Linked DNA regions of Mus musculus: region 2 is linked to region 1. Evidence: chromatin loops called from intact Hi-C (ENCODE). Cell type or tissue: heart. All regions are shown on one strand. Each heading gives the region's core, and the rest is flanking DNA. Links, peaks and the distances in the headings are about the cores only. Region 1 has its middle 100 kb from the start of Cemip2. Region 2 overlaps Cemip2 (cell migration inducing hyaluronidase 2).

Evidence for each region. Hi-C counts contacts between places; a loop is a spot of excess contacts. Peaks named below come from ENCODE experiments on the same cell type or tissue, not always from the same donor. Only the 100,000 strongest peaks of a DNase experiment are listed, where the experiment ranks them.
Region 2: it touches region 1 in a loop (3-fold over the local background); 2 of 42 quality-filtered maps call a loop at or near these places.

The regions. Positions count from the first base shown.
Region 1 is chr19:21,881,040-21,883,950 of GRCm38, forward strand. No RefSeq gene overlaps it. Among named protein-coding and RNA genes, the nearest start is that of Cemip2, 100 kb to the left of the region's middle. In heart, for the core only: no CTCF peak of the experiment used is centred there; DNase peaks (open chromatin) are centred at 1,342, 1,772 and 2,222; H3K4me3 peaks cover 896 bases; H3K27ac peaks cover 1,995 bases.
Region 2 is chr19:21,802,923-21,805,833 of GRCm38, forward strand. The region is part of intron 5 of Cemip2 (cell migration inducing hyaluronidase 2); the gene reads left to right. Among named protein-coding and RNA genes, the nearest start is that of Cemip2, 26 kb to the left of the region's middle. In heart, for the core only: no CTCF peak of the experiment used is centred there; a DNase peak (open chromatin) is centred at 1,759.

The sequences.
Region 1 (2,911 bases), core at 278-2,777:
AGCATATTGAAATATTTTCAGAAACACCTAAGCAACAGTTAATGTCAATACCATAGACCTAGTTTGAAAAGACTTTAAAGTGATGTTGAACTTCATTGTGACCAGGTAAGAAGATGGGTGCAGAGGCTCCTCCATCTTGTTTTCTTGCTGGGGCCATGTCTGGGTTAACTATAATTTGATCTCCTTGATGGAGAATTCCAGGGAAAATGATCCAATTTTATTCTAGGAACCCAAGGTCGGATGTCCTAGGTAACTTAGCTTCTGTTAAACTACCTGTTTCTGTAGAACCTCCAGCTTTTTCTCAGAGTCTGTTAAATTGCTTGCTTCTGTGATGTACCCTCTCCAGCTGCCAAGTGAAATACCAAGATATGGTTTTTACCTTTAAAACCCCTGGACTCTGGACTCCTAGGGCTCTGCCTAGGTCCCTGAACACTTGGGTATAGTCTCAGCTGGCTGGAATAGAGTCCCATTTGACTAGGAACTGGGTCTGAGTGGTTATTTTCTGATGCCATCATATGAGTAGCTATGGCTCAATATAGTCTACACATACTAACAGCGGCAACTTTCTTTTTTTTTTTTTTTTTTTTTTTTTTTTAAAACAGCTTCTTTTTTTTTTTTTTTTTTTTTAATTTATTTATTATTATATGTAAGTACACTGTAGCTGTCTTCAGACACACCAGAAGAGGGAGTCAGATCTTGTTAAAGGTGGTTGTGAGCCACCATGTGGTTGCTGGGATTTGAACTCTGGACCTTCGGAAGAGCAGTCGGGTGCTCTTACCCGCTGAGCCATCTCACCAGCCCGGCAACTTTCTCAATCATGTCTTGATGACAGAGACTGTAAAATGCAATCATGATTCTAAAATGTAACTGGAGATGTTAAAATCTCCGAATAACAAGAAACCATGAATATCTTATGAAACTTAATTTTTATATACATGTGGTCATTGAAATTTATAACCTTCAATCACTGTGACAAACAAGCTTTCCCAAGTTATTCTCTGTTGTGAAGGGGGAAAAAATGAAACCCAGGGTCAAGCAAGCATACTGGGATTGCCTGTAAGTAAAACCTTGTGCTTAGAAGATGTGGCTGTAAATGCCAGTCATGCGTTCTTTTCTCTTCACATTCCTGAGGGCAAACCCTTGTCCTGTCTCCACTCTGCCTTCCATCAGTCACACCTCTTTCTCTTCCCGTCAGTCACTTTGCTTTGTTATTGTCTCTTGTTGTATCGAGGTTGGTTTGTTCCACGGAAATAACAAATGCCTGGATTTCCTGCTTCCCAGAGCTCTGGGGTGAGTTAAGTGTACAGATGTTTATTCCTGGTGACAATCCCTGTTGGCAGGTCATGCAGTGCTTTTGTTTGAGGGCTGGCTTTGCTCCAAGATGCTAGCTGAAGTGGGAATCCTAAGAATTCACTTTCATTTAGATCAGACAATTGAACCAATGGAAGAATGCTTGCCCACTTCTCTCGGCTCCTATATGCCTTAGAACCAAATTTTGTTTGTGCAATCTGCGAGTGATTTTTTTTTTCCCTTCTCATCTGCCAAAGGGTAGGGAGTGGAAGATAATTGCTCAAGGGAAAGCTCTTTGTTCATTGTCTCTGATCTATTTCATAGGAAAATTTCCATAGGAATTCTAGGAAGAGAAACAAGCTGAGGGAGAGAGTGACATTTGAGCTGTTGAGTGTTGGCTGGTTCTGTGGCTAGCCGGGTAGCCAATGAGTGTTCCTAGCCATTGAGTGTTCCTGTCTCCGGTTCTGTGGCTAGCAGCACAGCCAAACCTAAGGAATGTGGGCAGTCTTTGAATTGGAGCTCCATGTCTGGCCACAATGCTAATAGTTCCTCAAGGGATACTTGGTATTTGCTGCTAGGGGCCTCCACTGGCTTTTTTTCTTAGACACAGGCAAACTCTTGAGACCCATTCAAAAGGGTTGCAGTAAGGAAGGATGGTAGAAAGGAGGTAAACATGACTCAGTTTCCCTTTCCTGACAGTCACCTCCCCTTTGTCAGATGTTGCCTAGTGTCAGTGACCTCTTCTTGGGGTTCTCTCTTTCCAGATAGGGAGGGGCATATACCTGGGAAGCCGATATCAGGAAGCTGTGGTCTAGAGAGCTGGCATAGGGAGCAGGGATAGAAATAGACGCTTAGGTGATGTGAACAAAGCCCAAGTAGCTTACAGGAATCAAGAGGACCTGGAAAAACCCCTAAGGCCTGAAGCCTTTGTTTGGAAAGTTTTGCAGCATAGAGGCTGGCCAGGTCTCAAGAAAGCTTTTCCACCAGAGTTTCAAAACAAAATACTGAGGGGGGAAAAAAAAGAAAAAAGAAACCTAGAATAAACAGAAAGCATCTCTCTTTCCTTTTTGTTGGCCAAGTTGTAAGTTCAGCGAGAGGCCTGGTGAGCTGGATATGGAGAGGAGATGTAGTCCACCTCAGAGTAACTGGAGAACCTCGTCTTGCACCACATCCACATTGTAGCACTGCTTTATTAACTAGGTACACTCTCTCAGACCCTTGACCTTCCTGTGAACTATGTAGTCTTGCATATGCCTAGAACAGTTCTTGTTTTTCTATAAGTTTCCCTTTCTTTTGTTAAGTATAGAAAAAATATAGATTTATTATGAATATTATTTTGTCAGTTAAATAATTTATATTATTTATTTTTACCTTTTTTTTAAAGCAAGTCACCCTCCCCCTCTTCCTGACTACCATCAAGGCTATGATGGATGGGTCCTAATGCTGATCCAAGTTAAACCCCCCACCCTTTTTTTTTTTTTTTTTTTTTTTTTTTTGGCCTGGTGGCAAGTAGAGCCACAATGGGTGGATAAACAGAGATCTTTTCTTGGTGTTTCTCTTTCCACTTTCCCCACATTTTCTCTAACACTTAGGTGGTGGTGGGTGGTGGGTAGTGGGTGGT
Region 2 (2,911 bases), core at 239-2,738, 78 kb before region 1:
AATATTATCGGATTTTAACATTTGACCTTTCTATTTTTTGACCCGGTTTCCTAAGTCAGTTATTTTTAGAAACAAAGCGATTTGTTTCTATTGTGTGTGTATGTGTGTGAATGCTGATGTGTGTATGTGTACCACATGTGTGCCTAGTGCTTGAGAAGGCCAGAGAGGGCATCAGATCCGCTGGGACTAGAGTTACAGGTGGTTGTGAGCCTCCATGAGGGTGCTGGAAACTGAGCCCAGGCTTTATATAAATCAACAAGTGCTTTTAACTGCTGAGCCATCTCTCAAGCTCCTAAAACAGGTATCTTAATTCTTTAATCTCTCCGTCCGTTTGTCTGTCTGTCTGTCTGTCTCTCTGTTTCTCTCTCTTTCATTTAGCATTGTGTCCCTGTATGTGCAGAAGAGTTAGTTTTCCTACCATGTGGGACCCAGGGATCAAACTCAGGTTATCAGCTTTGATGGCGAGTGCCTTTTTCCTTCTAAGCTGTCTTTCTAGCCCCTGAGTCTTTAAATTTTCTTCAGTATAAGTTTTTATTGTAATGCAATCCTAACAAATATTTGTTTTTCTTTAAGTAGACTCTCACTCTGTAGCCCAGGCTTGCCTGTAACTCATTGTGTAGCCCTGGCTGCTCTGATTTATTTGACTAGTGCTTAGCATTGGGTATTCAAGGAGTGTCTGACTCTGGGATTTCTTAATTTACCTATTTGTTGCCAGGGCTTCCCCGCCCCCCCCCATGAGTTGTGGGTCGGCTCCTTCCTATTTATGTTTGTTCAGCAACTGTCTTTTCCAAGCAAGTCTGATACCCACATTAATGTGATCTGAGCAAAATTAAGGGCTTTCCTGCATCTGCAGTTACCCAGGACTGCTCATCAGTGTAGCAAACCAATTGTTTGTTAATTTGGATTGTTGACAGAATGCCTGGGATGCCACCCTGGTTCTTTTACTTCCTCTTTGATCATAGGCTTCGATTCACTTCCTAAACCTCAGTCTTCTCATCTGAAGATTGAGGACAAGAAGAGAAGCGCTACGTAGGGCATGTCACATTGATCAACAATGTATCAAATGTGTCACACCTATCAACAATGTATCAACTGTGTCACATGTATCAACAATGTATCAAATGTGTCACACGTATCAACAATGTATCAAATGTGAGGTTTTCAGTGTAGTCGTGTATGTAGACACTGATGATAGGCTAATGCTGCACAAACATGATTTGGGTTATAAAAAGTCTTGTGTATGGTTGTGATTAAACACAATGTTCTTCTTTAAAACAAATCAGAGAGGGGCTGGAGAGATGGCTCAGTGATGAAAGCACTGGTGCTTTTCCAGAGGACCCTGGCTCAGTTCCCGGCACCCACATGGCAAGGTACAACTGTCCGTAACTCCGGTTCCAGAGGATCTGGTGCTCTCTCTGACCTGTGTGGGCACTGCATGCCTACGTCACATAGTCAGACCTGCAGGCAGAACACCCATACACATGAAATAAAGATAAGTAAAATATCAAAAACCAAAACCCAAGGAAAAGGAATCTCTGAGGTGTGACAGGAAGGTTCCGTGTATCGTTTCTAAGCAGCTTGGGAGGCAAAGGAGAGGAAGCGATGTCTGTGATGGATGGAGAAGCTGGCCAAGCCCTGCTTCCGGCTCCCATAGCCCCGACAGGCACAGGTGCTCAGCCCAGGCCCTCGCTGCAGTTTGGTCCAGAGTGTGTTCAATGGTCCTGTCTCCAGGAAAGTTCCAGGCTGGAGTCGACGACAGCTGGGCTTTGAGTCAGCTTTTCCTGTGTGAGAGAGGACCACTCACACTGGCTGCTCCCTTCTGGAAGAGGGGAACCCCTGCCTTCTGCCATGGGCTTCCTGCTTCCTGGAAGGGGTGGGAATTCTCAGCTGGAAGCAGGAGACTGAACTTCCTCCTTTTCTTACTTGAGTGAAAGGCGTCAGGAGATTATCGAAGTAAGCAGGAATTTCTCCTAAACCTAGAAAAAAAAAAACTGAGAAGTTATTAAACTCTAAAACAGTCCCAAGGCCTTTCTGACTTTTTTTTTTTTTTTTTTTTTTGAGAAATAAATTCTAGTGTCCTTTCAAATCAAAATTTACTTATTTAGTATCATATCTTGGGATAAAAGTGTTAAAATTTAGTGTGAAAAAAATTGAATATCTTCTCATTGCTCCCTTTTACGGAGTGTTATATGTTTATAAAACCTCAGATTTAGGGTAGTGATTTTTTTGGTCTAGGATTTCTGATGACCTTTGTTCTTAAATTGCCTGCTTCTGTTTTTTTGGAAGGAGGTTTACAATTTCACTGTAAACAATCAAAATATGTTTTAAACAAAAAATCTATTCTAGTTACTGGAGTTATTTATGGTAGTAAGTATGACTCCAAGAAACATACTGAGACTATACATAAAGCTTACTTTTATGTGTGGATGTGTTTGCATATGTGCATACACGTGCATTCTGTGCAGAAAAGACACAGGCAGGACACCCTAGTCTCCAGGAGCAGACTCCATGACTTGGCCAGGTTAGGTTTTACCTGGCAATTGACCAAGTCTGTGAGTCATCCATGTTACTCCTGCTCTTTACCCACCCACATGTTCCGTCTGTTTACCTTCCCAGCCCAAGTAGATGTATTCTTCTCTTCAGTTGAGTCAGCGGCATCTTGGGAAGTAGGATGGTGCTGGAGAAGGATTTATTCCACACAGATCTTTCAAGAGGAGGGCTTCCCATGTCTGCTACTTTTGTAAAGCTGTCTTCTGTTCTCTTCACATTTCCCTGACATCAGCTTTTTTGTTGCTGACTTCTTTTAGCCACAAATACTGTGGGAACAGTATGTATTTCAACCCTGATTCAAATGCAAAAAAAACCCAAAAGTGTAAGCCAGAGAGAAGCTGGATTATTGATCCAGTTCTCA